Linked DNA regions of Homo sapiens: region 1 is linked to region 2. A link is an interaction called in ENCODE POLR2A ChIA-PET data of the cell type or tissue named here. Cell type or tissue: MCF 10A. All regions are shown on one strand. Region 1 has its middle 46 kb from the start of PROK2. Region 2 has its middle 130 kb from the start of PROK2.

What was found. Peaks named below come from ENCODE experiments on the same cell type or tissue, not always from the same donor. Only the 100,000 strongest peaks of a DNase experiment are listed, where the experiment ranks them.
Region 1: POLR2A ChIA-PET joins it to region 2 with 5 read pairs; 2 of 35 experiments call an interaction of 5 or more read pairs at or near these places.

What each region holds. Positions count from the first base shown.
Region 1 is chr3:71,828,734-71,833,733 of GRCh38, forward strand. No RefSeq gene overlaps it. Among named protein-coding and RNA genes, the nearest start is that of PROK2, 46 kb to the left of the region's middle. In MCF 10A, no CTCF peak of the experiment used is centred here; a DNase peak (open chromatin) is centred at 3,058.
Region 2 is chr3:71,914,628-71,919,627 of GRCh38, forward strand. No RefSeq gene overlaps it. Among named protein-coding and RNA genes, the nearest start is that of PROK2, 130 kb to the left of the region's middle. In MCF 10A, no CTCF peak of the experiment used is centred here; no DNase peak of the experiment used is centred here.

The sequences.
Region 1 (5,000 bases), 86 kb before region 2:
CCAGAACTACTTGGAATGGGAAAGAGTTTCTCATCAAAATAACATTAGACAAAAGTGAGAGCTGTACACAACAGAAGGACCTCAGAGAAAGCCACTGAGAGGGTGGGTGTAATTTTGGCCCAATCTAGAACCCACTGAGATATAGATGCAAGAACACTGGATTTGGATCTGGAAGTCCATGGTATTGATAGCAACACTGACACAAGCTGTGTTATCTTGCACACATTACCAAGCCACGCTAAGCTTTTTTTCTTCATCTTTAAAATGAAGGTGGTTATATCAATTTTCTAGGGCTATGGTGATGATAAAATGGTATAACCATCTACAAGCTTTTGCTAACTTCAGATTTTGCTGTTCAAGTTGTTCAAAATAGTTAGGGCATTGGCAGCTGACTTCACTTCATTGTACAGAGATCTTGGTTGCACTAAGTTGTAAGGCTTTATTCTTCTGCAATAAATATTTAATCACTTGGGCTAAGAATGGTATTGAACAAAAATACTCTCAAAATATAATGTATACTTGTTATTTCATTTTTGATACATTTCCACCAATGCGTTTTTGTAGTAGCAGTCAATCTTTTTAATAAATATTCATCTTCATTTGAGAGCAAGAGCGGATTCATTGGTTTCCAATATTACATTTTTTGAAAGGGCATATTTTTAAGCACCAGTGATTTTTTAAACCAGTGATTTTTTAAAGTCTCTTTTGAACTCTTGAAACATTGATATTTTCAACTGGAATTAAGGAACATTTCTGACATATTTCAAACCCTTTCTCTGAACAAGGATGCAAACAAATGTATTACATTAAGGAAAAATACAAATGGGAAAATGCTTTTTTGAAAAACAGGTAATGATATTTCAAGGACGACACAGAACTATTCATTTCCGATATTCTCATTACCATTCCTAGCAACAGGCATAGACGTCTCTCAATTCCTGCGCAGTTCTGCTAATCTCTGTACAGAATATTCAATTTTCTTACAACGATTCAGCTGATTTATTATTTCCCTCTTGTGTTTTAACTGCTAAAGATGCAATGTAACCCCATAAATTTGTTTCAGGCTCTCAGCTTCGATACCCAAGGTCGTTAATACCCCCCAAATATTCTGTGCTTACATCATTCCTTTAAATGTGCTCTTTCTTGACCAATGAGTTGTTACATAATTACATGGTGCCAGCAACAATATCATCTTGTTTTTATAGTTTTATGATTAAGGGTATAAAAATCAACTGAATTGAAGTAAATGTTAAAAGATATTTGCAAACTATAAGAGATTGCTACAATAGTTTATCACATGTAAACGATAGAGTATGTATATATTTAAAATGGGGTTTTCTTACTATATGGTTTAAAAATCTGTTAGAGTAAAATGCATTATATTAATGTGTTACCTGATGATTCTGTACACACAGATTATGTCTTCTATGGTGGAAGTTAAAAACAATTGTGGGAGATTTATTTTTGCTACCCGTCCCCTTATGAGAACCAAAACATTTCTATCGAATATTTGCATTTAAAGTTACAGCACTCAAGAAAGGAGAACATTTTTTAAATGGGACTAGTTCTTATACGACACAATTCTCAGCCTTTTTACAACTTAAAGCATACTGAAGAGTAATTAGGGTGACCAACTGTCTCAGTTTGCCAGAGACAGAGGGGGTTCCTGGGATGTGAGACTTCAGTTCTAAAACCAGGGGGAACTACAGACAAACTTGGACGAGTTGGTTCCCTCATGGATAGTTTGGCCTCAATTAATCCCCCATGCCCTGCATCCATATCTTTGCAATGGCTTCACTGTGGGCAAAGTGTACCTGCATGCCTCTTGTCTTTGGGCTTGGCCATGTGACTTGTCTTGGCAAAAATATATGGGTAGAAGTGATGGTGTGCCTCTTTCAAGGTTTAAGACGTCTGGTACATTTCTGATTTCTCATATATCTCTGCCACAGAAATGCTCTGCACTGGGACCTGCCACCTCACTGCACCAAGGAGAGTGAGACACATTGGGAGTGGAGCCACCCTAGCTGACACACACATCTGCAGTGAGAAACAGAGTTGCCCAGATGGGCCCAGCCTAGATCAGCAGAACCCCAGGCAACTTGCAGATGTGTATAGAAAATCCTGTTACAAAGCCACTGAGACTTTGTCGTTACTGGTTATACAGCATTATTGCAACAAAAACTAATTGAAATAGGTGTTAAGAAATACTCTTCCAATAAATATTTATTGAGGTCCTACTCTGTGCTAGCCACTGGGGATGCAATGACGAGCCAAGATGGATACAATTTTATTCTCATGGAACTTACAGTTAATTGCTGTGGTCCCGGAGGCCCTTTTGGGAAGGGCTGCAATGTCAAAATCATTTTCAAAATAATACTAAAACATGATTTGTCTTTTTCTCTTTTTTTCACTGTGTTGACATTCCCACCAGTGATACAAAGGCAATTGTGCACTTAACTGCTGAAATTTTGATACAGATCATGGCAAGGGTACCAAACTATAGGAGTAGTCATTGTATTTACTATCATCATGTACTTACAGTTTAAAAAATACCAGTTTCATTGATGAATGTACTCAACGAAGTGGTAAAAATGATTGATTTAATTAAATCTCCACCCTGAGATTAATATCTTTTTAATAATCTGTATGCCACAATGGGAAGTACCCATGAAGCACTTCTGCTGCCCACTGAAATACGATGGAGCAGTCGACAGATGACTAAAACTGGTTACCCATTTCGATGGAAAAGTCCAATTCCTACCTCACAACATAACTAAAAAACATACTCCAATCATATTACAGATTTAAATACAAATGAAAACAAAAAACGAATGGAAGAAAATATAGAAATATTTTTTAAATAATTGTGCTTGGACACTTTTTTCCAAACATGCACAAAGGCCAAAAAACACTGGGGCCTTCAGTTTTTCCTTTATGCACTTCAGAATTATTCTAATTTCTATGATAATGTTTCATAATAAAACTAACCCCATTAAGTAAACAAAACAAGTCTATGCCAGCATTCTTAACAAATTGCAACACAGATTTCATTGATGTCATATGAAGAATGAGCACGTTTTAAGCACAATGATTGCACAATTGATCACAGTTGAATGGTAAATCTTATCAGAAAACAAGTATGGACGACCCCAGACTCTCCACACCATTTGTTACCCACAGTCAGCATTTCATCCCCTTTAGAGTAATAGCCTATTATCAAAATTATATCATTTCCCTAGATATTCCAGAGGGCTAGGATTTTTAAATACCTATGACACAATCAGAGGGGTAAGCGCAATCCTAAGATGTTCAGCTTGCCACAGTCGATTGTTAAGAGCTACTCTTAATAATTTTCAGGCCTAAAGCGTCTTCTTCCTGGAAGATGGAGCCAAACCCTATGGTTTCAAATTAATTCTTATTAAAGAACCATGCAAAGATTGCTTTTTGAGCTACAGCCCACAAACATGAGAAGAATATGAGTCAGGTTCTTAGGTTTTAATTGGGCCTCTTCTAGCACAGATCATGCCCTTTTAGGAATTGGAAAAAGACACCCCTCCCATTGGAAAAATTAGAAAAAGGTGCCTCTTTGGGGTAGAAGACTTAGAAAAAGTCAGTCCTTTCTCTGGGTGGATGCATCAGAGCATTAGCTACATTTCCACTTCCCTTAGCTTCTATGGCTGGAAGCCTTCTTGGGAGAGCACAGCCTGGCCATCTGTTTATTGTAGCCCTGCATCTTCACAACATAGATTCTGCTTTTTGCTGCCTGGTCAAAGAGTAAGATTTGAATGAAGCAATAATAGAGAATATGCACACAGGTTGTATAATTCCTCCTTGAATGACTTGTGAAACAAGGTCATTGGACAACTAGTATTTCAGACAGAAGGATGAAGGGATATAATCTCACAGCTCTACCTTTTATTCTATTAGAATGGAGGTTGGCAAACAACAGCCCATAAGCCAAATCTAGCCTGCTGCCAGTTTTTTTGTAAATAAAGTTTTATTGGAACACAGCCATACTCATTTATATACACTGTTTATAGCGCTTTTGTGCTATGACTGCAGAGTTGAGCACTTGCAAGGGACCATACAGCTCACAAAGCTTAAAATATTTACTCCTCGGCTCTTTAGAGGAAAAGTCTGTCAACCCCTGTATAAAATCACCCAATGGTACTATCTTGGTGCAATGAATTTTATTTCTATAAAACCACATCTTAAGTATGGCAATACCTAGATTACATTGCCTAGCACCTCTTAATCAAGAACCTAGGTCACAAATTCCTCTATCAAATCATTTGCTCATGCAAATGAGCGTATTCATTGCCTTTTTTAAGACAAAAAATAAATATGAAATCCAATTTGCTGTTCCTTTTTCACTTGGCTGCTAGGACACTCAGCTAAGTTTATGACTCAACTAATGTAATTTCTCACTCCAATGTAACATCAACTCTCTTAAACTATCTTTTGTTGTCTTCCTTTTTAATTGTCTTGTTTTTACATTATGTTATATAGCCTCTAATCCTTTGTTGAAAGGCAGAAGTTTATAAATTTTATATTATCAAATCTTGTCCAGTGCACCTTCTGCTAACAACAGGGAAAGTACGTGGATTTGGTGCCAGCCAGACCAGGGTTCAAATCTTAGCTCTGCCCCTTACTAGCACCATGCCTTTGGGCAATTTATTCACTATCTCTGAGCCTCAATTTCCTCATCTGTAAAGTGAAACAATAATAGTTATCTTGCAAGGTTGCTGGGGGAATTATAATGAGTATATATAAAGTATCCTTTAGATACTATTAAACAATATGTTTTTTTAAATTTATTTTTGTAAACAATGTCTTGTTCTGTTCCCCAGGTTGAAGTGTAGTGTTGCAATCATGGCTCACTGCAACGTCAACTTCTCAGGCTTCAGCCATCCTCCTGCCTCAGCCTCCTGAGTAGCTGGGACTACAGGAGCATGCCACCATGCCTGGCTAATTTTTGTATTTTTTTTTTTTTAGAGATG
Region 2 (5,000 bases):
GTTTTGGTTTTCTTTCTGAGACGAAAGCATTTCTAAATAGTTGTCCTTGAACCTGGATTACATTTCTTCTTCCTTGAAACCCAACAGTTGACATTGATAAAGACAATATAAACAGGTTGCAATCTACTGCAAGGACATCACTCCCAACCTTGAATATATTTTAAGGGCCTTTGATCAAAGGAGGAGAAAGTAAGCAAACAATTCAATGTAATACCCACTACTTGGTTTATCCCAGTGGGCAGCCACAGTGAGCAACAATCTGATACCACTCTCTAACACACCTGTACTACCTCAGTGGCTGACAAGTTCAAATTAAGTCAATATGATTGCAGAAAATTAATTTTTCCAATTCTTGGCTGTTGTCACTTTCCCCTTCCATGAAAATTAATGCAAAAAATTCCTTTCAAGTTATTAATATGAAAGAATAGCCCAACTTTTATGACTGAAAGGCTTACCATCATATCTTTAAGAATAATGATACAACTTAAATATTGGGAGTTGTGCGGGAACCACTTCCCTTCATAAATGTGGCCTGAACAAGATGGTTAAAACACCAGTTAATCTTTATATTCAAGGCAAATGAAAGGAAAAGACTTGCAGATAAATTATTTTCTCTATAGCCAGAAGCAAAGTGTGTACAATAAAGCACATACTCCTCAAATAACAAGAATAAATCTATTTCATTTTTCCCCTTGCATACCATGCTTATTGAACTAGGGCCTTGTTTGACAAGCTCTCTGTTCTGATATAAACAGTGCAAAGATGAACACAGTTCTTCTTGCTCATGATTAATATATTTGGGGAATCAAGTCTGAATCACTTAGGTAAATCATTTCAGTATATTCATGGTAAGGACAAATTTTCACCCTCTTATCTGAAGTACAGTCTTTCACTTCTATTACCCTAAATAACTACAGGGACTTTTACCTCAAAGTTATTCCTAACAAGAGAAAATTTTCCAGTGATGTATTATCTTTTTAATCCCTAAAGGTAGAAGATAGAAAATATACATCTGGGATGTGAACAGGACATAGAAAATCTACTGACCAACCACGAAAAATGTTACAGGTCTGTGGTTCCAAGAAGCTGAGGGAATTGGGGGCATGCATGCCTGTTTAGATGAGAGAAGCAGGCCAACTGATAAATAAAACCTATGTTTGGAATACAGCTGAGTTCCCTTTTATAATATGTGGGGTCAGGGATAGGTTTTTCATTTTTTTAATTTTTATTTTTTTATTTTGGAAACAGGGTCTTGCTCTGTTGCCCAGGCTAGAGTAGAGTGGCATGATCATAGCTCACTGCAGCCTCCTGGGCTCAAGTGATCCTCCCACCTCACCCCTCTGGTAGCTGGGACTACAGCCACACACCACCCATGCTTGGCTAATTTTTTATAAGGAAATGGTCTCACTATGTTGCCCAGGCTGGACTTGAACTCCTGGCTTCAAGGGATCCTCCTGCCTTGGCCTACCAAAGTGCTGAGATATGGGTATGAGCCATTGTGCCTGGCCTAGGCTTAACTTTAGATATTTACTAGTTATAAAGGGAGAATTTGCTAAACAATCAGTATAAACAAGAAACCAGAATATTTACCTGTATCAAAGAACAAGGTGGAACCTGAGCCTCTTGAGCCAGCAACATGCAGAATTCAAAAGACTGAGCTTCTACATGGGAGCCACGGCTTAGGAAGAGTGAACATTTGCTTAGTACTTTACGGTTGCAAAGAGCTTCCCGCTAAGGCATCTTGTTTGATTCAGCTCCCATGTCAACCTTGGGAGAAAAGATTTTTTTTTAAAAAAGAACTAGGCTGGGAATGGTGGCTCATGGCTGCAATTTCAGCACTTTAAGAGGCTGAGGCAGGAGGATCACTTATGGCCAGGAGTTCGAGACCAGCCTGGGCAACATATTGAAACCCTGCCTCTACCAAAAATTAAAAAATTAACTGGTACGCACCTGTAGTCCCAGCTACTCAGGGGGGCTGAGGTGGGAGGATCACTTGAGCCTGGGAGGTTGAGGCTGCAGTTAGCCGTGATCATACCACTGTACTCTAGCCTGGGCGACAGAGCAAGACCCTGTCTCAAAAAATAAAATAAAAGAACTATATTCATTATACAGATGAAGAAACATAGCCATACATAACAGACCTAAGACAGGAACCCAGATCTTTGAAACCTAAATCCACTGTACAAACTTTTGTCCCGAAATAGCTCCACAGCAGGTCAGCCATCCTCTCTGAGTGTGTCTCCATTTGTAATGTGGGAATAACAGCATCTTACAACAGGGTTGTCATGGAGATAGGATGAGATAACTTATCTGATGGGTATCAGTTAAGATGCTTTAGGCTATAAAGTAAAAGAAAAATCCAGTTTAGCATGGTTTTAAAATAAAGCAATTTATTGGATCCTGGGCCTGAAGAGTTTACAGTGAAGGAGGGGGAATTTCAGAATTGGGTTGGTATAGAGGTAGCTGGTGAGCCAGGATGGGGCTTCATTTCTCAGGCAGTCTCCTGTCTCCGCCTTGCTCTGTGTATTGGCCTTGTGCCCGGGCTGGCTGTCTTCATGGCAGAGAGATGACTGTTGCAGCTCCTTGGCTGCATGACTTCTCCTCTACAGCACAGCAAAGAGGACGGCTTCCTTTCTCCCAACCATCTAGCCGAGTCCTGAGCTCTGCTGTATTGCATGAACAGCCCCACTGCAACAAGTAACTGGCATGGAACATGGCAAGGAGTGTGGCTGCTACCCCAGGGGATAGCAGAGGAATAGTTGCTGTACAGGCAGCCAGGATGACGGCCATGGTGTGTGAAACACACAGTACGGTCATGAAGCACACCAGCCCTTCGAAAGCACTCCAGGTGTCCCAGCATTTGATGCTATATTTCTGTCATCCTTTTTTTAAATATATGAAGCAGATTCTTTGGTCGGCAGCACTTATAAGCCTTATTAAATGTTAATGTTAATTATCTTACCAGGTAACATTTACTGAGAACTTACTGTGTGCCTGGCACTGCATTAAGCATTTTGTTAATTCTCAGTTAATCCTCACTCTGGCCATTGTGGTAGGAAGTATAATTGTTCCTATTTTTACAGATGAGGAAGCCGAGGCATAGAAAGGCCAAGAAATTGCCCAAAGTCATATAGAGAGTCAATTGAGGAATTGACACTAGTCTTGCAATCTGATTTAGAGATCGCTTTTTTTTTTTTTTTTTTGGAGACAGGAAATCTCATTCTGTCACCCAGGCTGGAGTGCATGGCATGATCTTGGCTCACTGCAGTCTCCACCTACCAGGTTCAAGTGATTCTCCTACCTCAGCCTCCCAAGTAGCTGGAACTACAGGCATGTGCCATCACACCTGGCTAATTTTTTGTATTTTTAGTAGAGACAGGGTTTTACCATATTGGCCAGGCTGGTCTTGAACTCCTGACCTCAAGTGATCTACCTGCCTCTGCCTGCCAAAGTGCTGGGATTACAGGCATGAGCCACCATGCCCAGTCTAGATCCCATTCTTAAATCACAATCTGGTCCATGTTTTTTTATAAAGCAGAACAGCATTTCACAAGAGATCCTGTAACTTATACTTTTCACTTTCTCCACTGGTCAGTTTAGAACATCATTCCATTACCCACGTCATATCATTAGTGTTGTACTTAGAAACTGTCTATTCCAGTGGGATGTTAATCCTGAGAATTACATCATCAAAGAAAAAAAATGATAGTCCCGTTTGAGGACATCAGTGTGGAAAACACAATCTACCTCTCTACCAGTAGATGCCAAGAGGGAAGGTTCCACACAACCTCTCCCCCTCTTCTCCCACATCATCTCACCACTGTCCCCATATCAGCTGCATTCACCCCCTTGATGTTCTGTGACCAGGAAAAATGTTTTGCCACCTTGCATTTACAGTTCCTCCTTTCCTTAAGGTCTCTGCTCAAAAATACTCTTATGAGAGAAGAAAGCCTCATCTCTCCTATGTATAGCACCGCCTTCTATCTCCTGTGCTGTGTTACTATGATTACTTTTTTGTACAGGATTTAGCTCCATTTGTCATTAGACCTATCACTGTTGATTGTCTCTTTGTATTCCCTCACTAGAAGGCAAATACTTTCACAGAGGGACTGAAGCCTTTTGTTCACTGGTAGGTCTCCAGCACTAGAATAGTGCCCGGCATATGCTTGGTGCTAATGTAGATCAAACAAATAAATGAATACTTTATCACATTTCTTAGAGATTTATAATATCCAGCATACCAAAAGCTCAAAGAATTCCTGCTCATTTAAAATGAGTGTTGCCCAAATCTGACCATTTAACCCTTTTGGTGAGGAAAAAAAAGAAAAAAAAAACCCTACTAACGTTACAAATAATTAAGGATCACTGGAAATCACTTTGGGAAACTCTGAACTGCCATCCTCCCATTTTACAAGTGAGGAACCCATGCATCTGAGGAGTCCGGGGTGCTTCCAGGCTACGCAGGGAACCAGTGGCCCTCAGGACAGAGCCCAGCTCTCCACTCCCTGTTCTGGATACATTGGCTCCATCCCCTCCCCAAGCTGCACTGATTGAAGATCAGTGGGGCTAATTATACTGGACACACAAATCAATAAACCCATCAGTGAGTATTAATGGGCCATCTATTCTGTGCCCAGCCATTGGCACCTGCATCATGACACCGTGAAAGCTCTGATGACACTTTTACGGGAGATACAATTTTTCAAGAGCTGCTGATTGATTCCTTGAAGACAGGGGTTCATGGATAGATACATTTTCCTGGACAGGTTTGGCTTCATTGATCCTTGCGACTTGCTCATCCCGTTCTTGCCATTCTATTTTTTATATTTTATTCCCATTTTCACCTCCTTGGTACAATTATTGACCGAATGGGACAAGACCTTCTTTGTGACCTATAGAAAATGCTCTACAGCATATATGGGGAAAAAAATGAAGTTGCTGTGTGGAGAGAGCTGGAGAGAATGCCAGGGACCATGGGCCCTTGCAGCTCAGTCCCTGGA